Regions from separate parts of the Mus musculus genome. Here all the other regions are linked to region 3. A link is a loop called in an ENCODE intact Hi-C map of the cell type or tissue named here. Cell type or tissue: left cerebral cortex. All regions are shown on one strand. Region 1 overlaps Hmga2 (high mobility group AT-hook 2). Region 2 holds the start of Hmga2 (high mobility group AT-hook 2). Region 3 overlaps Hmga2 (high mobility group AT-hook 2).

Region 1 (8,000 bases), 49 kb after region 3:
TGGTGAAGGTTATTTTCTTCATGAGCTGAATTTTAGAAGTTTGGAGTGGAGTCCAGGGAGATGGGTTGGTGAATAAGGCAACTGAAGCACAAGCTTAGGTAGGTCCCAGCTTCAGGGCCAGTAGCATCACATAGAAGCCAGGTATGTTGGCTCACGACCCTAACTCCTCGCTGGGCAGGCAGAGATGGATGGATTCCTGGAATGGGCCGATCAGCCAGCCCAGCCAAATAAGTGAGCTCCAAGCTGACTGAAAGTCCCTGTCTCAGAAAGAGGGCTGGCAATGCATGTAGCTGGTGAATAAAGGCTACTTGCTGTCAAGATGGACAGTCCGAGTCCCATGGAACCCACATGGTAAAAGAGAACCAATCCCCACAGGTTGTCCTCTGGACTCCTATCTATGTGATGGCAGCCATACATGAGCCTCTGTGAATGAATGCAGACATAAAATATGTAAGTGTAAAAAACTCTATTTAGACAGAGAACTACTGAGGAAGAAGACACCCGACGCTGGCATCTAGACTCCACGTGCACACACACATGTGCATGTGCACACACACACACACACAGGTGAACACAGATACAACTGTGTCTCGACACATACACATGCATCTAGACTCCATGTGCGCACACACACATGGATGTGCACACACAGATGAACATAGACTCCACGTGTATGTGCACACACACATGCATCCAGACTCTATGTGCACATACCAGTGAACATATATATGCCACACATACCCATGCATCTAGACTTCACATGCAAGAAGTTTAAATGAAGGGAACCCAAATAAGTTCTTTCAGTCTCTTGTGGTGAATTCTCCATGCAGGGAGAGGCTGAAGACCAGCCAGCTGCCCGCACTGAGCAAGCCTGCTGTGTGCACACACTCAGTAGAAACAGAACCATTGGAGTTGAAACAGGTTGCTGCCTCTTCAGGAAAACAATCATTATGAGATCTCCCACTGTTAGAAGGAGAAGATTCTGAGGGAACTGGTCTACCTGGGCCTCGACAGCTCCTACTGACTATTGGCATCATTGACTATTGGCATCGGCCCCTAAGAAAGAGCTGACCTAGCAGGGCTTGGCCCCCACAGTGAACCCCACCCCCAAGTAGGCCAGAAAGCACAGCTGTTCCGTTGGGGCTGGCCCTGGACTAGACTGCTTTGTCTAGTCTGTGGACGTGAAGGGGTTTCCTCAGGAGAGAGAATGAATGGGTTCAGTTTGTTTCCGTTTCAGAAATAAACTCAGGGAGATTAAAGTTTCTATGCCTTAGTTTCCTGGTGAGAAAATAAAAACAACGAGGAGTATACCTTCCTTGACAAGGGATAAAGGATTTTTACCTCTCTGTAGGATGTGTGTGTGTGTGTGTGTGTGTGTGTGTGTACAGCATATTATATATTTATCAAGATTTATGAAAACATAAAGCTATCCACTCTAGAGATTAATAAGCAGAGTTATCACTCAGTCCTGAGGAAGATGGAGTGGCCAGTGTGTGTCTGCTTCCCTGTCTCAACACTTAGCTCTGAGCTAAGTGATGCTCCAAGGCAGATAAGAAAGAAGTGGGCGCGATTTGTTGCCCAGAAAGCATCCAGCTGGCAGTTTACTTCCTTTCTGTTTTTATGAATGGCGGTCATATTATGATTTGGTCTGTTTTTCCTGACCAGAGCCATTCATAAAACTAAAAACAAAACAAAATAACAAGAAGAAGAACAGCAGCAGCAGCAACAACAAAACTTTCTGGGCACAGTCTGGAGCAAATGGGTGCCAACGGCTGGGAAAACATCCCAGCGGCCTTAACCGCAACCCGCGTTGAAGGCATTCAAGGGTCTGTTTGTTTGGTGGCCTGAGAAGTAAGAAGTGCTGTGTCTAAGTGTAGCCGGGAGAAGGTCTGTGACATGAACTAGGCTGGGAGCCAAGGCTGGCAAAAGTTCAGAGATTGTCTTTCTCCTCACTGAAGTGTCAGGACCTAATTCATGGAAAATTGGGCGAGCTGGCAGCCCTCTCGGAGTTTCATTGAGACGCGCTGTTCAGGACTCGCATGAATGGAGCTCCTTAGCCAAAAAAGGAGGGGGCTGACGAGCGGTCGGAGCCAGACAGCCTTCGAGAATGTGTGTGCATTCGAAACGGTCTGGGAGGAGAAGTACAGGTGTAAGTGGCAGGGGAAAAGAGGAAGAAAGGCCGTCTCGACTTAAAAGCGACCCTTTGAAAATGAGCACTCTCTCGGCACACACTTCTGACTCCTAAGAGGCGTGAAGCGCACTGTGCTTCCTGGGTTCAAGTCAGCCTAGGGAAAAAAGGAAACATCTCAAAACCTGGGCTTTGATGCTGTTATCTCTGCTGTGAATTAAAGTCATGAGGCAGACTTTTTTTTTTTTAACAGTGAAAATATCTCTTTTTAAAATCTCATCCATCTTTTAAAAAAAATACTCTGCTAATTTTATATAATGATTTCAAGATCCAAGAAAAACATCACTCCCTTACAGACATTCTGTATTCCGAACACAGTGAGTTTAACCCACCTCCCGTGTCTCTGAAGGACTGGAGCAATTTCATCTCTTTGGCTTGAATCTCTAAGTCAAAGGTGGCTCGGTTATACTTGCAAACTTCAGGAATGTGTAAATGGAATTAACAGGGCTTATAATCAGACACAACCCTGCTGTCAGGAAGTGAGTTAGCAAAGGTCTGGGACTTCAGATCTGTCTTTTGTCTCACTGAAGAATAACAGTAATTTCTGGAGCTTGATTGGAAAATTAATTCAGGCTGCAGAGAGATCTCAGAAGTTTCACTCAAAAGGGGAAATAGATATTATGGATATAGATATGAAAATAAACTATAGATCTGAGAAAGGACTATATCCAAAGCAGCAGAAGGACCCCTAGGTCTTTTAGTCAGGGTTTCTATTGCTGTGATGAAACACCATGATCAAAAACAAGCTTGGTGGGGGGGCGGGGGCGGGGAGGGATTTTTATTCAGCTTACACTTCCACAGCACTGTTCATCCCTGAAAGAAATCAGGACAGGAACTCATACAAGGCAGGAACCTGGAGGCAGGAGCTGACGCAGAGGGCATAGAGGGCTCTGCTTACTGGCTTGCTCCCCATGGTTTGCTCAGCCTGCTTTCTTATAGACCCCAGGTCCACCAGCCCAGGATGGCACCACCCACAATGGTCTAGGCTCTCCCCCAACAATCACTAATTAAGAAAAAGCTTAACAGACTTGCATACAGCCTGATCTTACGGAGGCATTTTTTTCAGATGAGGTTTCTGCCTCTCAAATGACCCTAACCTGCGTCAAATTGACAAAAATGTAGCCAGCAGAGGCCTCAATGTTGGAAAAAAAAATTTTTTTTTTGTTTCATCTTGTTTTTTAATGAGCAAATCATTTGAATGGATGACTACTTAGTAAGCACTTGAAAGATGTTTCGTGTAATTAGTGAGGAGGGGAATTCAAATTGGCATTTAACTTTCCACCCGGTTGGAAGTCAAGACTTAAAAAACGACAGACGATTAACAAGCGCTGGCACATCCGTGGGGAAAAGATTAGAACACTCTCTCCCGCACCAGTGGTGGGTCTATAAAATAGTGTGCCTGCTTTGGAAAGCCATCCGGCCACTGCTCAAGTCGGGTGGGGGTGGAGCATTGCCATTACCACTCAGCAACACCGCTCCTAGGTGACCCACAATGAATGAAAGCCTACCGTGGTGGAATATGTCCATGAAAGCTCACAGGAGATGCTCTCAGTAGCCAAGAGGTGGAAACAGCCCAAGTAGACACCAACCAATGAGCATCCAGATAAGTAACATGGGGGAGTACTGCTTGCCATACAAACCAGTTAACTGTTGACGTCATAGGAGTTGTTACAAAAGGGTTGACAGATTAAGGCAGAAAGGATGTAGGTGGGCGTACGGTTCAAGGACACACAGTTCCGTAGTGGCTGGGGAAACGAGGGCGGCAGGAGCCCGAGGCAGCTGGCCGCTTTACTCTCTCTGTTTGGAGGCGCAGAGAGGTGAGCGTGGTTGCTCAGCTTCCGTACTTCAGTCTGGAACACAGACAGTGGGATGCTGCTGTGACAACTTCGAGGGCGGGTCTTCTCTCTGGCTAAAACTTTTCCGGAAACATTTTCACAGACACACACACACACCCAGGGGTGTGTTTCCATGGTGATTGTAAATCCAAATATCTCAAATATTACCATATGACTTTCCCTCCTCACCTGGAAACAGAGAGAGAGAGAGAGAGAGAGAGAGAGAGAGACAGACAGACAGACAGACACAAAAGCACCTGTTGCATGATTCTTCCACTATGAAATGTCTGAAACAAGGCAATTTAGGTAACAGAAGGCAGACTGATGCTAAATTAAGCTCAGGAGGTTGACTAGGAAAGTGGAGAGCCATGGGGAGTGGCTACAAATAGATACAAAGTTTCTTTTATGGAAATTTAAAAATGTTCTCAAATTAGGTTGCGGCGCTAATTATGCACCAGTTGCGTAATAAAGATTCCTCTCAATTCACTGACTTCAAATGAGTGAATTTCGTGGTTTGTAAGCTTTATCTTGGTAAAGAGTCTTCCAACTCTTCCAGTTCTATGATAGCAGACTTAAAACCAAGTTATTCCTATAGCAAGCCTATTCCGATATGAGTACTAACCCTATTCTGTCATTCCTCCACATGTGGAGGCTCTCTAACTTAGATGAACTTCCGGGGTGTTCAGTTTTCTCCTTGCTTTGCAGGTCCCCAGCCACACTGAATGAACTCACTGAACACTCAGGTTCTTCCCTCCCTGGGTCTCCCTGCAAACTAACACCACTTCTTTTGTTTGTTTCTCCCTCAGCCACAACAAGTCGTTCAGAAGAAGCCTGCTCAGGTAAGACACGCCCCCTTGTGATTATTCTCAAAAAAAAAAAAAAACTCAAGCAAAATACATATGGAGAAAGGTTTCCAAGCCTTTAATTGGCATTTTCTTATTCTGATTATGACAATGTCGAAAAAGCATTGAACATTTGTTGTATCCTTCAGAACCAGGAATTATATATATGTATGTATGTGTGCGTGTGTGTGTGTGTATGTATAGATAGATAGATAGATAGATAGATAGATAGATAGATAGATAGATAGAGATAGTCTGAGATTATATTATTACAAACTCCAGACAAGGCCAGTGAACTAATTCAGCCGGTAAAGGCACTTGCTATGCCGACTTCTAGTGCCAGAGTCCACTTGCAGGGCGGCCATGTTTGTGTGCAGATAAACAAATCCGTGAACAACAGGAAACCATCAGGGTCTTTGGTGTCAAAGAAGCATCAGTAATGTACAAAATAAAACTGTGTCAGGGCTGTAAATAAATATTTTAATTTTATTGTATGTTTTACCAATACTTTCCTTTTGGGTTTGTTTGGTGTCTGTCTGTTTTGAGAGAAGGTCTTTCTACAAAGTTCTGGTTTTGTTTGTATGTTTGTTTGTTTTAAGATAAGGTTCTTCTACATAGCCCTGGCTGTCCTGGAACTCACTCTGTAGACCAGGCTGGCCTTGAACTAAGAGATCCGCCTGCCTCTGCCTCCCGAGTGCCGGGATTAAAGGTGTGCGTCACCATGATGGGGTTGCTTTACCAATTCTTTTTTTTAGGTTTTTTGAGACAGGGTTTCTCTGTGTAGCTCTGGCTGTCCTGGAACTCACTTTGTAGACCAGGCTGGCCTCGAACTCAGAAATCCGCCTGCCTCTGCCTCCCAAGTGCTGGGATTAAAGGCGTGCGCCACCACGCCTGGCTGCTTTACCAATTCTTAACTGCTAAGTTTTGTCTTTCCCTCCTGACCACCTGTAGCCCCTTTGACTTGATACATAACTTACTAGTTGTAAATGACTCTTAATAATATGACTGAAAATAGCTGATCGCTGACTTGTTCTGTGAAATCCTAAAACACCTCCAGTGAGGGTGATCAACTGGGAATTATGTCAATGTTTCCCATTCCTGAACTCTCAGATCTTGCTTTTAAAAAAAAAAGAAAAAAGAAAAGACCTAACTCTATTGAGGTAAAAGTACCCTTACTTCTTTTGGTCCATGAACCTGAAGATCCTTGTCTAAGCTACAGTGTATATATAAAAGCATAGGATTTGTGTTTGTTGAAGACAGAGATCTTTAAGAAGATATAACTAATGTATAAATTAATCACAATTTCCAAGAATGTAAACTAAGGAGGTATGAGAATCCCTCTCCTGGGCTAGGCTACAACTCAGTGGCAGAGGCTTGCAGAGCACCTGGGAGCTCCTGTTCTTTTCTTCCCGTTTGGATTTGAACAGACATGCAGAACACGAAGGTAGAACCTATTAAAGTAAGTCACTAAATAATCCCATGGGTCATGAGGTTTTCTCTTAAGTCATCATGTAGACCCCCCTTTACATAATTAAAAATAGCCATAGAGATGTTGGTTTCCCTAGAAAGTTGTCTCTCAAAAGAATGGTGCTTTGCTTAGACAAAACCCACGCAGGCAGCCCCAACGTGCGCTCCTCTAACACTACTGCTTGGGATAAAAGTACAGTTTTCAAAGACATATAAGGATACAGGGGGAGTGACTAAAATATGTACATGCATTGTTATTGATAAATGCAAATTTGTGATAAGACAGCAGCATCAAAAAATCACTTTGTTGTCCCAAACCTAAAAACCCAGCACAATTTGACCAGTACTAAAAATATCCAGTGTCGTATAACTAAATAAAATGCGAAAAATGCTGGATAAGGACTGGTGCTGTATATTTGAGTCAGAGGATATCACAGGCCTCAGCATGTACCACAGTCTAGAGATTAATAACCTTGTGCGGTTTGCAAGCATTGATTCCGAGTCTACTCTTCGGATTGTAGGGAAGGCGCACTGAACAAAAAAAACAATGTTTTAAGAGAAGGGTGAAATGCAGAGGTGAGGTTCCTACCGTAGCCACAGTGAGAGAAGAAACATATGCTTACACAAAACACCTAAACTCCGGGACAGCTGTGAGCATCTCTTTTGAATTCTGTTTCTTTACGGGAGAGCCTTAATACCATGGAAACTGGCATACACTTGCAATCCAGACCTAGAGAACGTGTTTCAAAACGCCTACGAGCACTGGCCACGCACACCATCCATTCTGTTGACTTGGTTTGGAGACCTTCGCATGGGTATTTATTTTCTATGAGCCGTCTACGTGATCCCGATGGGCGTCCAAGAACAAACGTGCTCAGTGATGAAAGGAAAAAAAGTGGCAAGATGTTCGGACATTTGTTGGATGAGCAAATGACCACAGAATGTCAATGCAGATGTAAAGTCAGGAGTAAGGGAAAGTAGAGACATGTTATAGTGAAGGGGAAGTCATGTGCAATAGTGGAGTATTACAGTGTAGGCTATATACATAGAAACATGTATGTATATATATGTATATATATATATAGAGAGAGAGAGAGAAAATAATAGTATATATTATATACACTATATATAGAATAGTATATAGTAAACAGTATATATAGTATAGAATATAGTATACAGTATATAGTATAGAATAAGATATACTATACATCCCATATATTTTGTGTATATAGCAATATATACATGTCTATACATTTATTCATATATACACACACACACACATATATATATGTGTGTATATATATATATATATATATATATATATATATATGCAATTGCCTCATAGGTAGAAATCACTAATGTGTGTCTGTAAAGGAAAGTACCAAGGATAATATAAGTGAAATCTCTCTCTCTCTCTCTCTCTCTCTCTCTCTCTCTCACACACACACACACACAAACGCACGCACACGCACACCCACCAGGGAATCAGAATCTAAAAGAAGTCACGGGGGAGGCAATAGGCGTCACTGATCTATCTGGCTGTCTTTACAGACGTTCTTCAGATTTTCCCTTTAAAGGAAAGCAGCTCAGACAGAATTAGCCGCGAGGAGAACACAGCTCATCGGAGTATCTAATTTATATCGTCTTGAGGCACAGTGATGAGTTATG
Region 2 (8,000 bases), 50 kb before region 3:
CTTCAGGCAATTGGTGCGGTGGAAGGATAAGTGATCGGTAATATCCCATAGAGTTATGGGCGTCCCAGCACGGGGGTGCAGCGCCTGCTCCAGGAGTCAGTCCTGGGGGAGGGGACCTCGATAAAGGAGCTGGCACACTCGGTGTTCCTGTGTATAGTGTGCAAGTGTGTGCTTTTGTTGCGAATGTGCTTACTGGCACCATCGTGTGTCTGGTAGTGTGTGCTTAAGCACGGGTTTGTTTGCATGCCTGCTTGCCAGTGAAGTGTGTGTGCGCGCACACATGAATTTTCGTGCAAGCTTGTCTGCGATCACACGCGTGGGCCCGTGTATCTTTGTGCACGCTTGTTTGTGCGCCGGCCCGTGCACTCTGGGGTGAGGGCATTTCTCAGTGGAGCGGGGGGGGGGGGGGGGTCGCAAGGGGCGCTCCGACTCCTTGGTCGCTCTTTTCCCGGGGCTGAAATAGTAGACAGCGGCGGTTGACCCTGAATGCTTCCGGAAACTTCGGGCAACCCTCGGTGGAAGCACAGGTAGAAGCCAAGCTCTCCAGGGTGACTCTGAGATAGTCATTTTCTTTCGCCTTCCTAGGACAGCCGCTCAGGGGTGGCCTCCAGCGGCGATCCGGCAGGAGAGCCTAGGCCCTGTCTTTTTAACCCCACTGCTGGCGGGAGCACGTGAGCCGGGGCTCCGGGTGGCAACCGGGCGCCGCCGCCTTCGAGGCAGTTGTGTTTCGAACGCTGCCTCTGGCCCGCGGCCAGGCGCCTGGGCTCGGCTGTCCGCCTGGCCTGCCCCCTCCTCTTGCTTCTCCTGCAGCCCCCTCCCCTTTATCCGCCCACGATCAGAGGTGGGCACTCCCCGTTCCCGCCACCCCCTCCGCAAGTGCGAGCGCGCGTGTACACACACGCACACGCACGCACACACTCATCCCTCTTGAATCCCGGGCAGGAACTCTGAAAACTTGCAGCACGGGCAAAACTTGGGCTCCGGGTGCAGAGCGCAGAGGCCAGCAGCTTGTCCCTCTGCATCTGTGCAGTGCCGCCGCCTGACCCCGCCACCCGAGGAGGCGCGGTGCCACCCACTGCTCTGTTCCTTGCTAGAGCTGAGCTGGGCGCCCTACCGGATCCTGGCAGAAACTTCCACTCTCTCCTCGGTTTCTGACCGCACTAGTCAGTCTCTATCTCTGTCCCGTTCTGTCTCTTTGTCTCTGTCTCTCTCTGAGTTTCTGTCTCTGTCCCTCTTCTCTGTGTCTCTCTCTGGCTCTCTGCGTCTCTGTCTCTCCTTCCCGCCCCCCTCCCTCTCTCTCCCTCTGGGGTGGGGGAGAGGAGGCGGAATTCTTTCCCCGCCTAACATTTCAAGGGACACAATTCACTCCAAGTCTCTTCCCTCTCCAAGCCGCTGCCGAGCGTCCCAGTACCCGCAACTCCCGAGCCTTTGCGGAGAGAGCAACCCTCTCCGCCTCCAACTCTTCCCTCTCCTTCGCTTCCCGCCTCCTCTCCCTACCTCCACCTCTACCTCCGCCACCCACTGCCCGCAGCGCCTCCTCCTTTCCTCCTCCTCCTCTCCTCCTCCTCTCTTCCTCCTCCCCTCTCTCTTTTTGGCAGCCGCTGGACGTCCGGTGTTGATGGTGGCAGCGGCGGCAGCCTAAGCAGCAGCAGTAGTCCCCGGCGCACTCGCCAGCTCGCCTGCTCTCGCCGCTCTTGCCCTCTCCAGCTCTCTACATCCCGTCTCCCGAAAGGTGCTGGGCGGATTCGGGGCGGCGGAGGCCGAGCGGCTGCAGCGGCGGTACCGGTAGAGGCAGTGGTAGCGGCGGCGGGAGGCAGGATGAGCGCACGCGGTGAGGGCGCCGGGCAGCCGTCCACATCAGCCCAGGGACAACCTGCCGCCCCGGTGCCACAGAAGCGAGGACGCGGCCGACCCAGGAAGCAGCAGCAAGTCAGTACGCCGACGCGGAGGGGCCACTCAGCCCACCCGCGACGCCTCTGCCCCCGGGGCCCCGCGACACGCCGGGCGACCGGAGCGCGGGAGCGCAGCGGCTACGGCAGCGCAAGCTAGCCCGCCTGCCACCCGGGTGTAGGTGGGGCGGGAGACCGAGTTCCCCTGGAGAGTGCGCGGCGCAGTCTCTCCGGGTACCCGCGCTCCCCGGCTCCAAGAGCTGGGGTCCCGCGGCGAGCCGTAGCCACCCGGTGGAGGTGGGGTCGCGCGAATCGTGGACAGGGACTTTCGCTATTGTGCGCAGCCCCGGAGCGGCGCGGCGTGGCTCGGGGGGGGGGCATCGAGCCTCGGGGGTCCCAAAGAATAAAAGCGTCGCTTTGTCAGCCGCTTTGGCGACTGGGGGGACTGGGGAGTTCAGGAGGGGCAGGACTGCGAGTCCGAAGCTCTTAGACCCGCGGCTTTCTCCGGCTTCTCGGGGCCGCCTTCCCGTAGGAGGCTGATGCGCCGCGGCCGCCCCCTCGGTGCCCTCCCCACACTCCATGGCCCAAGGCTCGCGCCCTCCCGACAAAGAACGCGTGCGGAGCCGACTGCCCGCCTGGTGCTCCTCCCGAGGATATTTAAATGCCTGCCGAGCTGCTACAGCCGCCGGGGCTGGCGGGGAAAGGATCCCGGAGGATCCCAGGCCCCCGCGGGCCCGGGAAACGCGCTTCGCCCAGGGAGCTCTGGAAGGAAAGTGCACGGTAGCCAGGGTCGCTTCCCCGCCAGGAGTCGGGTCCCTCTTTGGCTCCTCGATCCCGCTCCTCTGAGCAGCCCAAGTTTTAGCTTCCTCTTGGGCGAGTGGCTGGGGGCTGGGAAGGGACGGTCGAGGGGCACCCAGGACCCCGCGGAATGGAGGGTTTTGTCTGCGGATGCAACCAATTAAGAGTGCAAGCCGGCTGTTGCAGAGTTGTGCGCAGCGCCCAGGGCCGGGGGCGGGCGGGCGGGCGGGCAGGGGGTTGGGACGTTCGCAGCAATTTCCAAGCCTAAGGACGCGTCTATTGAGAACAGTAAAACTCCCTTCCCGGCCTTTAAAAAAAACCAAAAACTTCCCATTTTTTCTTTTGCTTTAAATCGCTTCCCTCGGGCCAATAGGCGGATTAGAAAATAGTCCTAAATTGCCCCCGTAGAGCTAGGTGGGAAATCGAAGAAAGTTTGTTGGTGTGTTTTAGAAAAACAAGGAGTGTACCTTTTGGGAAATCATCAAAGGAAACAAACTAATCTAGAGGCCGCCGAGATTTCCCGCTCTGCCCTTAGCGACACTTTACAGTGCTTTGGGATCCCGTTTTACACCTCCCAGGAAGTCTCCGCTCTACCCCCTTGCTTCCCACCAGCCACCCAGGTTTTCTGAATCCTACTAATCGCACCCCTCCCCCAAAGGCTAAAGGAAAACGCATTGAGATCCGGAGGCGGCTGGGAGTTTTTACCTTTGAGTGAAGGCCGAGTTCACAAAGAAAAATGTGTTTCCGATGTGTTTGCTCTAAGTGCCCACTGGCGCTGGTGTCCAATGGAAGTTTCTAAGCACCCCCCTCCGCTCTCCCCCTCCCCCGCTCTCTAGCTTGCGAACTTCCACGGAGAACGCTCCGGAGTTGTAATTAGTCTCGTTTAAGCACCCAATCTGAATGAAACGAGAGTAGATGATTCACCGGAGAGACGTTCAGCGTCCGCGGCAAATCTATCGCTTTTTCTTAATTGCCTGAGTATTGGCTACTTAGCCTAGCACCCAATAAAGTCAAACGTTAATATACCTGGTGACCTCGTGGCTGTTTCAATTTCTCTTTCCCAGATACTTGGATTTTTCTCCCCACTACCCCGTTTTTCTTTCCAGTCCACCCCCCCCCTCCCGCCCAAAAGTCTCTTTAAAAAAAGGTTTGAGGACAACATGTTTATTTTTGTAAAAAGATATTTAAATTTCGACTGAAGATCATGCCTGTCTCTCCAAAAGGAAGTGGAGAATTGAAGCAATTATCTAGATAATTCAAGCAAAACCTTCCACCTCAGATTTACCATAATTATTTGGAAATTTTAGGGGGTGTGGAATTATTCTGAGCTGAAGAGTTTGGATAATCGCTCCAATATTTCACTCAGACTGTGTGGGTTGAATCCTAAACCACCTGGAACACAGGCACATAGAGGTGACTGCAGCCCATGCTTTCTCTCTCTCTCTCTCTCTCTCTCTCTCTCTCTCTCTCTCTCTCCTATCTTTCCATCTATTTATGACAATTTTTGTTGTTTAGAAATACGTAGCAGTAGTCATATAAAATGTTTATTATGTAGATTCTACTTTGTACCTTTAAAAACATGTGCTTTTCTAGACTGTGCAGCTTGACCCGGGGCTTGCCATCCTTTTGATTTTGAAATATAATCCAGTTTTCACATGTAGAGTAGCTTCCTCCTTAAACACTGGTGTTCAAACTACGGCTCTGTGTCCCCTTTTGTCAAGGCTGTACCACCATCCTTCTCGAATGACTTCCAGCAGGTTGGTGAAGCAGTCCAGGCAGAGAGCACAGCCAGAGTCAGGGTGAAGTTCTTTCAGCCGCTCTAGCCACAACAGCTTTTCTCTCCTCTTTACAATCAGGAGCCAACCTGTGAGCCCTCTCCTAAGAGACCCAGAGGAAGACCCAAAGGCAGCAAAAACAAGAGCCCCTCTAAAGCAGCCCAGAAGGTGAGAATTCTCATGTCAAGTTCTTCCAATGTTATCAATGACTTCCATGTAAAGTTTCCATTCTAAATCTACAATATGAGGATTGGTCTCAGCTGGGTAACCCAAGACATTTTTTTTTTCCTGTATTTGTTAGATGGGTCTTAACCTTTTTCCCTCCCTCTTGTGCTGAGGCTTAGCTTAAAAGCTTCTTGACGCTACAGTGTTTTAGACAAACAAAAAGCCATCAAACAGTGTAAACCTGAAGAGGTGGGGGAGGATGGGGGGAGGGAGGGCTGGGTGGGACAGGGGCAGAAATGATATTGTTAATATTTACTTCCATGGTGAGCTAGTTGAGAATAAATCAAAGCTGGAGATTTTGACAGGTGGTGATATTCCTGCAATTTCCTCTGGGGAAAACATAATTGAGATTAATTTATTCAGTGCCTATTTACATGATGACTCAAAGCCACGCCCCCTATTAATGTTAAGTACTTGCCAAATAGATGCTAATTAAAAAGAAATCCAATTACGGGTTACTGAAAAGAGTTTCATGAATTTTACAGCCTTAAATGTGGTGATAAGTATACTATTTGGGTCAGATCTGCATAGTAGTATCATAATTTCCCCCAAACTGTTGTGCTCTCAGACAATTTTAAGTATTAAAAACAAAGACTTGCTTTATTTAATATTTTTTTGTGGTGGTGGTGGTGGTGGTGGAATGTAATAGAAACCAGTTAAGTGTGACAATCATTTAAAAAAAATAAACAAAAAACCAGACTTTAGATTACACCTTTAAAATCATTTCATGTTGGTCGTGTGTGGTAGCAAAAAGAGGAATTACCTAATAGTAAATGCCTATTAAGAGAAATGATGAAGACTATATGTCACTTTTTGGCCTTTATTAAAAAAAAGAGAGAGAATAATTTGCATCTTATTAAGTATGCATTGTAATAGAAAGTAACGGTTCAGTATTAGAAATAAATCCCTACAAACCTTCTCAATGGATTGAAATCTATATCATTTGTGTAAAAAGAGTCTGTGCTCATCTTTGGGGAATTAAACTCCTGTGTGTATTTTCCTGTGTTGAGGTGGGTAGCACTAACCACATTCTATGGGGTGCTTCCCAGTGGTCCATTCCTGTCATAGACACCAGTGATGTAGAAAAGTCGTTTAGGATGTAATTATCACTTCTGGCTGTTTTATTTTAACAGGGTCGGACTGAGTTGAAAGAGCAGATTTCTTTAACATTTGAATTAATTGCCTTTTAGAGTTGAGATCAGTAGTGAATGTTTAACCAATTATCCCCCAGTTGTCTCTAAATAACCTTGTTATTTAAGTAATAATACATAATCTGATATTCCTAATATGAATGGTTTCCCTTTCTTCTATTTACAAATGAACTAAAATAGGACTTTTTTGAAACCCAAAAGATTCTGTGTTATGTTTCTGTGACACTTAGTTACCTGTGTCCTCAGGGGCAGTACAGGTGGGTCTTGGTTGGTATCAATCAGTAGATATTTAAAATATGATGTAATCACTCTGAAAATGCCTCATCACAATATAAGTTAAGGCATCTTTAAAACTCACCACAAATACATGATCTGAAAGTTAATATAAGAATGAAGGTAGATTATCCTCTTGATGTCCCTGTATAACACTTTCCCTTGAATGAATAGGTCGGAGTGGTCTCATCCTGGCCTCTTCACTTTAAAAGGTTTAGTGTGGACAAAAGGAATGGTAAGACTTGTGCCTGGTTTAACATATAAGGAAACAAAACAAAACAGAGAAAGCGTATCCGTTTCCAAGCTTGTTTGGTTTTCAGTGTCTTTAGCCAGAAGTATCTACAGCTGGCCCCACTAGGCTGCCCCTCTTCCTGTAATTCCTCTTGTCCATACACATACTTGGGTAATTGCTAGAACACAAATCCCCCTCCCCTCATAGAAGACCTTTCTCTGAAATCCTTCTATCTTCCAGGCAGCATACTTCTGTTACAAATGTTAACAATGTTAAAATGTAAGATTGTAACAGTTTACACATGTAACAGTTTACAAATGTAAAATAAATGTTACAAATGTGAATAAGTCCATTAGCCTAGGAGGTACGTGTTATTTTTCTTCAGCTCTATAAATCACACTTCATTTGGAGAAGATGAGACTGAGGACATTGATAAGCCATCTCTGGAATGGATAACTTTGAGGTGTTTCACTTCCAGATGTTTTTATTGGAGATTCTCCTATGGCTTTATACACACGACTACCAACTGTGTCCTGCATTCTAACAGGGCAGGGTGCAGAATGACCTTTTAGAAAGAGTTATGCAGTTCAAAACATACAAGATGAAAATACATTACCAGACTAAGCTGAATACATGGGAGAAAGCCTTCTATTTGATTAATGAAGTGAGTATTTTTCTGAACTCTGGGAATCATCACACACACACACACACACACACACACACACACAGACACACAGACACACAGACATATATACACAGACATACACACATAGACACACACAGAGCTAGTAAGTACTTGAGAGAAACAAACCTTCAAATAAGGAGAGATGTAGTGTACGCTGGAGTCCTAATGGATGCTGTTTAAATGTTCTTGCACTTTTGGAACCTTTTTTAAAATTAAATTTATGCTTGGACCAAGCATCTGGCCTTGGGCATTTGAAAACAAAATTGCTCATTAGAAAATTACCATCGAGAGACTTGATGATACATGCAGAATGCTGCAAGACCAGGTGGATGAACAGTTAGCAAATTAGCTGTCCTTTAAAGTTCAATAGGGTTGATTTTTGTGTGACACATACAAGAAACAAATTTGAGAAAAGGCAATTTGTTGTGCTTAGAATGTATGGAGGAGATGATAATTATTCTTCCATCAAAATTAATTCCATGGCTGACCCTTGTATGTCCATGCTAGTCATTCCTGGGAACTCTTCCACTTTGGATGTACCCTTAATAAAAAGGAATTAGAAGTTGACGTCTTCTGAACTAAATGGTTTGCCTGAGATTGTGGGTGTGTCTCCTAGCCTTTTGCATTCTGGTTTCCCCTTGTGGTGGGGCTTTACTGGAGATGCTTCGTATTTTCACCTCCTTCATGTTGTGTTTAGAATTTTGTCCTTCCTTTTTAATCAGGAGAGAATGCTGGAGCGTTGACACTAAAATCTCTACTTCAGGCCACAGATCAAACTAAGCTTCAAGCTTCAAAGCCGGTAAAATTTGAGCCCTTCTGAGGGTGTTGAATGTTAAAAGATTTCAGGCATGAGGAAACCCTAGTTCATAATCTCAGAGGTTTGCTTGGCACTCCCTCGTCCCCACCCCCTTTGACTTGAAGTGCAATGGCCAGACTTAAGAACGAAGCATAGAATGCAAGTTGCATCTGGGC
Region 3 (8,000 bases):
TTGACAGAGTGCTTTAATCCATTCATATCTCATATCTTTATATCTCATCTGGAAGATGGGGAGCCAGTCATAGTTTTTAAGGGTCGTATGGACTGAATGAGAAAGTGTAAACAAAGAAGGTGGCATTGTGCCCATCACTGGAGCCTCCGGTCAGCGTTGCTGGGTCCCCAGTAAGACTTGAGTTTGCTTTGCAGGTGTAACAAGAAGGGCAGGGAATTGTTAAGTATCCGCTCAGTTAAAAGAGGTTTTCTAAGACAGAGTAGCGTTTTTTTATTCCCCCACCCCCTTAAGGAATACGTTTCAATTGAGATCACAGTGACTGGGCAGGCAAGATAGCTTAATTGGTAAAGGTGCTTGCCTCCAAACCAAATGACCCAAGTTCAGTCCCCTGAGCCTATGTAATAGAGGCTGTCCTCTGACCTCCTCACATATGAGCTGCAGTGACTGCATGCCTGGTGCCTACTTGTTTCCATGAAGAACCCAGCTTGAAGTAGGAGGACACAGGTAAACAACAGTGTCTGTGTTCAGACTTCTCCCGTTCAATGATGGCGCCTAGGAGTTTCCAAAGTTCAAGTTCAAAGTGATATTTAGATAGAAAACACTTCCTTGAGGATGGAAGGATTGTCCTAGGGGTAGAAGATGAAGATCAAGGTGGACAATGGTGAATAATAGTACCTTAGGACAAAACGCTATTGCTAATACAAATTTTGTCTCCTTGGGGATAAGGACTGCGTAGACATAAGAAACTTAATCCCCTGGCTCTCAGAGTGTTTTGTCTCTCAGAAACCAACCTGTGACTTGTTGAATACTGATCAATGTAACAGCATCGGATATATCGTCAGCCCTCCCTGGATGCCAGGCATTGTACGAGGGCTTTACTGTAGCTCACTGGATGTCTACAGCCCAGTGAGACGCCCTGACGGGAAGGAAGGCAGGGCTTTAGCGGTTCAGTAACTTAAGGAGAAGCTGGGGGGGGGGTGTGTTAACCAGTGAGTACCCTGTGCTCTCAGCCCCTGTGCTACATCCTGGTTGCCTCTTAATCTCTGCCTTTTTTCTAAGTGTGACATAGATGAATACTTCTGCACCCTGGTTTTTGTTTTTGTTTTTTTGTTGTTTTTTTGTTTTGTTTTGTTTTGTTTTTTTTGTCACCTGTGAATTAAAGGCTGGGTGCCCTTATTGCCAGGGATACCTTCAAAACTGTAAATATTTCCAGCTACAGCGCAATGAACAATGGCCAGTCTTGTTTGTTCTTGCTTTCAAGCAGTTTCTCAGACTCTGGCTTTGTTGTCCAGGCTACTTGCCCCCATGGAATCAATAACACTGTCCATAATGGCTGTTGAGGCCAGTAAGTTCGTTCGTATGTAAAGTGGCTCACAGTGCACCTGGAGCAGAAATGCTGACCTAAAGCATCAACCACTTGTGGCTTCCAAATGGGAATTTTCTTCCAGTGGTGTCAAATACAAACAGAGCAAGCCTTCTGGGATTGGATTTCTAGATGCTGCCAATGTATAATTTGCCCCCTTTCTTCTGTCTGTACCATGAATTCTATTTGCATTGAGAGTCATCTTTTTTTTTTTTTAATGAAGTGTGTATGTTTCTCTATCTTCCCTTCTGGCCCTATGGGAAATTTAGTTTTGTTTTAATTTAATTGCAGTTTCTTAGGATTTTTATCCGGAAAAAGGGTTTTGCTTTTGAATCGTCCTATGACGGGTCAAACTGCATTCATTGGCTTTACTGTGTCTTAATTACAAATTCTGCCGCGGAAATCCGTCCTCGGGTTTTCTCTCCTGGTGCCCAGGTTGAAGCGAGCCAGCCATGCTTTCCAGGCAGCTGTGATGACTCGTGGAGTTTTCAATGACATCACGAGATACACAGTTCAGAGACACAAGAGTCTGTTGTTCTGCTCTTTTGGCCGCAGAGCACAGTTCTCCCTGGGAACTGTAGCCACAGTACTGGGCTTGAGTTTTTATTAATATCCTTGTAGATTGAAAACAAAATATTTTCCTCCGAGCTTTCATTCTCTTCCATCTGGCAAATGCTGCGATTTGTCACATGAGCCGATGTGTGTCTCATTCCCTTGTTTGCCTGTGCCCTGGTCTCTGGAAGGTGTATGCTCCTGGGGAATAAGTGAGATGGCTGGAATTTGCAAGGCTGGCTGCCCCTTCCATATTTTCCTGCCTCAAGTCACAATAACAGAAATAATAAGAACAGTGGTGACTAACAGTACATTTTCAAAACCCCGTGGTCGGGTAATGTCAAGTTGCGTGCCACAAGACTACCCTTGTTGAAGGGGAGTCCCTGGATTGCATTGATTAAGAAAAAGACCAGATTCTTAAGCATGGGTGGCACGTGTACCCCATGGCTGTTGTGTAAGCAGCATGCAACATGAAAGGGTGACCCGTGGAGAAGCTGGGGTGCTGAGCCAGGGTTGCAAAGGTTGCTCTTAGGCTGTTTCCGACTGACTTGTCCGTTGAGGTGAAGGCTCTCAGGCTCCCTTTGTCCCTCCTGCCATCATCTTGTTCAGGCTGCTGTGGGTAGGTCCACACAACAGCTGCTTCTGTGTTCCCTTCAGCTCCTTCGTCCATCCTGTATCTGTTAGAAGGGAGATCCTCTCAATCCACCTTTCTTGCAGGGCATCAGTTGGCTACAAGACAACATAGAGGTCACAGGAGGGGATGTGGATTCAAACCCAACTCGGGCATGTGGCTGAATTCACGGTGTTACGTGTGTGTGTGTGTGTGTGTGTGTGTGTGTGTGTGTGTGTGTGTGTGAGCAGTGCAGGTCAGAGGGCAGTCTGCAGGGATCGAGTCTCTCCTTCCGTCATGTGGGCTCTGGGACTTGTCTGACAGACTCAAATTGTCAGAGTTGGGAGCAAGAGCCTTTACCCACGGAGCGCCTCACTGACCCTGCTCATTAACATCTTTCTGAAACAGGGTCTCATCTTTTCACATCAAGTTGACTAGGTTGGCCCTGAGTTCCAGCCTAGGCTGACCTTGAACTTGTGATCTTCCTGCCAGGTTGTACCACTCAGTCCCATACTTCATATTTGTATCTGTCACATGACTTTGAGAATTCTGATAGGTAGTTGGGTAGTCAAGATTTCTCTCATTTGGATTTTTTTTTTAAGTCTTATTTATTTATTTAATGTGTATGGATGTTTTGCCTGCATGCATGTCTGTGCACTACATTCTTGCTTGGTGCCTACAGGTGCCAGAAGAGGGTGTCAGACCCCCAGGAATCTCACAGAGCTACGTATGGTTTTGAGCCACTGTGTAGGTACTGGGACTAGAACCCTGGTCTTCTGGACGGTCAGCCACTGAGCCATCTTCCTAGGCCCCTAGGTCATTTGGATTTTGCTAAAATTTGGTGGAATGAACACAGGATTATTATCATCCCCCCAAGTCCCCCTGCCAAAAAAGAACTTTTTTAAAAAAAGAAATTATTATTTTTTTTTATTATGAGTACACTGTGGCTGTCTTCAGACACACCAGAAGAGGGCATCAGATTCTATTACAGATGGTTGTGAGCCACCATGTGGTTGCTGGGAATTGAACTCAAGACCTCTGGAAGAGCAGTCAATCCATATGCCCTCCCCCACCGCACCCCCCCTCCCCCAAGAAAAAGAATTTATACCACAAGCTTCCAGTGTGGTTCTGCACTTCTTGCTAGGACAGAGCAATGGATGCTCAGAGCTGCTGTAGTTCACAGGAGGCTCATGATGCAACCGGCATACTACTAACATAGTAAACACGCATCCTAATCAGTGAGAGTTCAAACATGCACACCTCTGGATAGAAGCAGATGGGCTGGAGAGAGAGAGAGAGAGAGAGAGAGAGAGAGAGAGAGAGACGCTTCTGGTCTGAGGATGCTATGAAACATAGTACTGAAGGCCAGCGGGGAGTGGGGCAGAGGACTGCAGCTGACAGAGCGGCAGGCCCATCAGCCTGTGACTTTAGAGCCGTGGGTAGGTGGCTGTTGACAAACCTGAGTTGGGAAGTGGATTAGGTCATGGGAAAGCACATACCGGGCCTCTTGTGAGGATTTGTTTCCTTTGAGAAATCCCATGAGATAAGCGTTGCCATCAGCCTCATCCTACTGTTGAAAGAAGCAAGACACAGAGATGAAGTCACCGATGGCCAACAGCAACAGCGCAGGCAGGGCAGCTGGGCGTCAGAGGGGTCCTGTTTTACCACCTGCTTCTATGTTCTCGACCCACTTCTGTGGCCAGTCACCCTGGAAACTTCCTCTGCTCTCCCCTCTAAAGGAAATCCAAATGACCTTTCTCATTCTGTTCTACCTACATTTATTTTTTTCATAATCATCACAATAGGTAAGGCTTCACAGAGCAGTGGCATCACCAAGTCACAGAGGCGGGAAGAAACAAATCCCTGTGGGCTGGTTTTAGCTACGAATCAACTTAGTCCAGGGAGAGTTGCCCAAATACCACCCTCCCAAATATGTTGCAGACTTAGTAGTTATCAGGCATAGGGTACAACTGAAATAGTGAACTTAAAATATCTTACAATCTTAGTAATCTCAGCTCCCCTAGGATAGAAACCATAGTTTACACATCTCTGGGTACCCAGCCCTTAGCAAAGCCTGAGATGTCCTTGCTGTATAACTGATGTTTGTTGGGTGAAGTGGGCAGAATATGTTCGTAGGCGTGGGCTAGAGTCCTTACATAATCCTTCCTATTCTTTTAGGAACATGTTCTTATGACTTGGTCAATGGGAAAGAGCAAAGCTAACATCTGGTGTCGTTCCAAATTAGTACATTTCTAACATTCTGTGTGAAACATAGACCTTGGGGTAGGGTGATGGGGGCGGGGTGGGGGTGACGGGGAACAGCTGTATCACACAGCTGTCTCAAAGGAGGCACATGGGCCATCATTTTTCCATACTTCCACACAGATTTTTGCCCTCGTGCAGAATAGAAATACTGAGTTTCTCCCCAGCTCAGGCTGCGGTGGGTAGGTCCACACAACTGTTGCTTCTGTGTTTCCTTCAGCTCCTTCATCTGCCCTTTGCTTCTTTCTGATGTAAACACTGCTTTGATGCCAAACCCTAGGACCTAACAGGCCTTTTAGAAAGGCTGGGATAAACAGGCATTGTAACTCCAGAGAGCATCCCAGGTTCACTATTCATGTCTGCCTCCTGAGGCTCCACATAGTGCCAGGCTTACAGAAGACTCACAGAAAACTGGCAAGCCATCTGCAGTTAACCACAGCAATAAACGAATACAGAGGAAACCCGTGGTAAGGACAGGATAAACCGTGAGTGGCTCCATCAGAAGTGATTCACCATGTGAAAAAAAGAAAAAAAGGACAATATTTTTCTCCATACACTCCTGGTTTCCATGGTGACCCCGGAGTAGCATTTGGGGTGACAATAAGGCTTAAGAATGGTTCTGTGACAAGGACTGTGGAGGAATGACCCTGTGATTGTTCATCTGGGTGACAGATACTTGCCAACATATGGTATGTCCCGTTGAAAGAGGTACCCTAAACCTGTAGGCAGCCCAAGATGGTCAAAGGACTTGACAGATGTTCCAACTGTGAGCTGATGAATCAGGAGTACAGTCGAGATAGGTAAGATGCCTGGATAGGTCAGAGTTCCAGCCCTCTCCGCCTCTCTTTGCTGTGGGCCTGCTGCATGTCACGTGTCAGGCCTCAGTATCCCCACCGAAAGTCGGTGGCGATTCCCCTGATAGAGGTATCAGGAGAATTCAATGATTTGAGTTTCAGGAACCCAATCCCGTGCCAGCCTGACAGAGACAACCTTCCCGGTTCGGCAACCCGCTTTCTGCGCATCTCATCCTCTCTGCTACTGTTTCTCTGCCCCATCTCTCAATTGTCCCTCGCCCCTGTCAGATCAGCCGTTTATAAGAATGCGCCTCCGTGTCTCCTGACTGGGGAGCCGGGAGCAAAGGGCTCTGTGCCTCTCCACCAGTACTCACGATGATGGTCTTGGCTAAGGGACAGGAGCTGCTGGCAGAGACCTAAGAGGGAACACACTGTGGTAGCAGCATGAAAGAATTTGGCAAGGAGGGGCTCATCACATGATCGTGATTCATACTGTACTCTTGAAATGTGGCTGGCGAGCTAGGGGGAGGCTTTGAATGGCAGCCCGGAGCAGAGACACTAGTTTTCAAACATCACATTCTTTTTATAGTACAGGCATGCCTCACAGGGAAAATATTGAACTTGGCCCTGCCAGCACCACGAGAGTCGCCCTGAGTGTGATTTTTTTTTTTAAATGTTTGAGTCGTTCTCTGTATCAGATACTCACTGCATAGAGGAAGTCTTCTATTAGGGGTACTTTGAAACTGTGTTTTTAATTAATTAACACTAACTCTGAGCTGGTATTTCATATATTGTTAGCTGACTCTTTCTTCCCTCCCTCTCTCTCTCTCTCTCTCTCTCTCTCTCTCTTTCTTTCTTTCTTTTTTTCTTTTCCTTTCCCTTCCTTTCTTTCTTTCTTTCTTTCTTTCTTTCTTTCTTTCTTTCTTTCTTTCTTTCTTCCTTCCTTCCTTCCTTCCTTCCTTCCTTCCTTCCTCTCTCTCTCTCTCTCTCTCTCTCTCTCTCTCTTTCTTTCTTTCTTTCTTTCTTTCTTCTTTCTCCCCTTGCCTGAAATTCTGGAGACAGTTTTTCAGAGACATTGGTCTCAGCTGGATTAATTTTAAGTTATCTCCGTGAGCGAGTCATCGATATGGGGTAACAGAGCCCGGGAACTCTTCAAAGTGGGGCTGGTTGTCTTGGAATGAACCTGATATACATGGGAACAGGGTAGCTAGGGCCTAGAGGGTCTCTGAAAGTCTGGCATAATACTTTCCGATGCCTTCCACGGTGCTCCAAATCCATTCATCCTGTTGTTAAAACTTAAAACTAGGACCGGCCAGCTGTTGGGAAAAGTCCTTAGTTTTATTTCCACCAAATGGTGCTGCCTCCTGGGGCTGGAAGGAGTCTGACTTTAAGCACAATTATAAATGTGTAGTTCTTCGGGACGGGCGGAAACCTACAAAATGGCCTTGATTCCCAAGGCTCAAAGGCTCTCTGCTTCCCGTGCGCCATAAATCAGTATCTGCATCAGAAAGTGTAAAGACCACAGTGTGTGGAGGCCCTTCTTCCTCTTCGAGTGTGTCTATGACAGATTTATACTGATGGCTCCGCTGCACCCCACTCCCAGGCTCCTATTATAGCCATGCCCCACTGACTCAGGCCCCATTTCCTGCTGAAGGTGAGGCAGGGTCCCTGCACGAAGGGTTGAAATTACATCTCAACTCTTTAATTGCTGTTAATACAGGGAATCTTTCAAGGACCGTAGCAAGCCCCGCTCTGTTCACAGCCACTTTGACTGTCTTCTCACAAGGTGTGGTCACAACTAAAATACCAGGCATTTGGTTTCATGACAAGTTCCTTGGTGACAGGGCAGCCCACAATTCAACCCTTTGTGGAAAGAGCTCAAAGGGATGTTTTGGGAAAGAACACAGCCTCCTCTTTTGTTGTAAGATTCATTTCCTCCATGTGTTTTTAAATTTTTTTTCCTCCTTGAAAGTACAAGCCTAACACTTGGAAAAATAATCTTTAAAAAAAATAAAAATAAAAGGTAGCATTAAAATTTGCAGTTGGAGAGACGGCTCCGAGGTCAGGAGAGACGGCTCCGAGGTCAGGAGTGCTTGCTGTTGTTGAAAGCTCCAGTTAAATTTCCAGCACCTACATGCTGGCTCACAGCCATCCCTAACTCCAATTCCAGAGGATTCTACGGCCTCTTCTGACCTCTGCCTACACTGGGCATGCAGGCACGCACGCAGGCACATGGTGCACACGCACACCTCATGCAAAATGCTCTTACACGTAAAACAAGGTAAATCTAAAAAACCATTTTTAATCCTTTTTGGATTATCTGTAAAGTAGGATTTGTCTTCAAAACATCCTTCTCTCCTGAGGCTTTCGTTCTTGCAAAGGTGGCAGGGTCACAAACTAGTGGCTCCCAAAGACCCCA

The links. Hi-C counts contacts between places; a loop is a spot of excess contacts. Peaks named below come from ENCODE experiments on the same cell type or tissue, not always from the same donor. Only the 100,000 strongest peaks of a DNase experiment are listed, where the experiment ranks them.
Region 1: it touches region 3 in a loop (2.2-fold over the local background); 2 of 42 quality-filtered maps call a loop at or near these places.
Region 2: it touches region 3 in a loop (2.0-fold over the local background); 6 of 42 quality-filtered maps call a loop at or near these places.

Annotation. Positions count from the first base shown.
Region 1 is chr10:120,371,530-120,379,529 of GRCm38, reverse strand. Hmga2 (high mobility group AT-hook 2) reads left to right here. Exons shown (of 5, transcript NM_010441.3): 4 at 4,830-4,862. All of the region lies in intron 3 of 1700006J14Rik (a long non-coding RNA gene), which reads right to left. Among named protein-coding and RNA genes, the nearest start is that of Gm40783, 11 kb to the right of the region's middle. In left cerebral cortex, no CTCF peak of the experiment used is centred here; DNase peaks (open chromatin) are centred at 1,915, 3,747 and 7,011.
Region 2 is chr10:120,469,882-120,477,881 of GRCm38, reverse strand. Hmga2 (high mobility group AT-hook 2) reads left to right here and starts at 1,413. Exons shown (of 5, transcript NM_010441.3): 1 at 1,413-1,929; 2 at 4,544-4,630. The coding sequence starts at 1,819. In left cerebral cortex, no CTCF peak of the experiment used is centred here; DNase peaks (open chromatin) are centred at 1,622, 1,843 and 3,156; H3K4me3 peaks cover 1,802 bases.
Region 3 is chr10:120,420,276-120,428,275 of GRCm38, reverse strand. The region is part of intron 3 of Hmga2 (high mobility group AT-hook 2); the gene reads left to right. Among named protein-coding and RNA genes, the nearest start is that of Mir763, 24 kb to the left of the region's middle. In left cerebral cortex, a CTCF peak has its summit at 3,464 (motif pointing right); DNase peaks (open chromatin) are centred at 1,941, 5,352 and 6,062.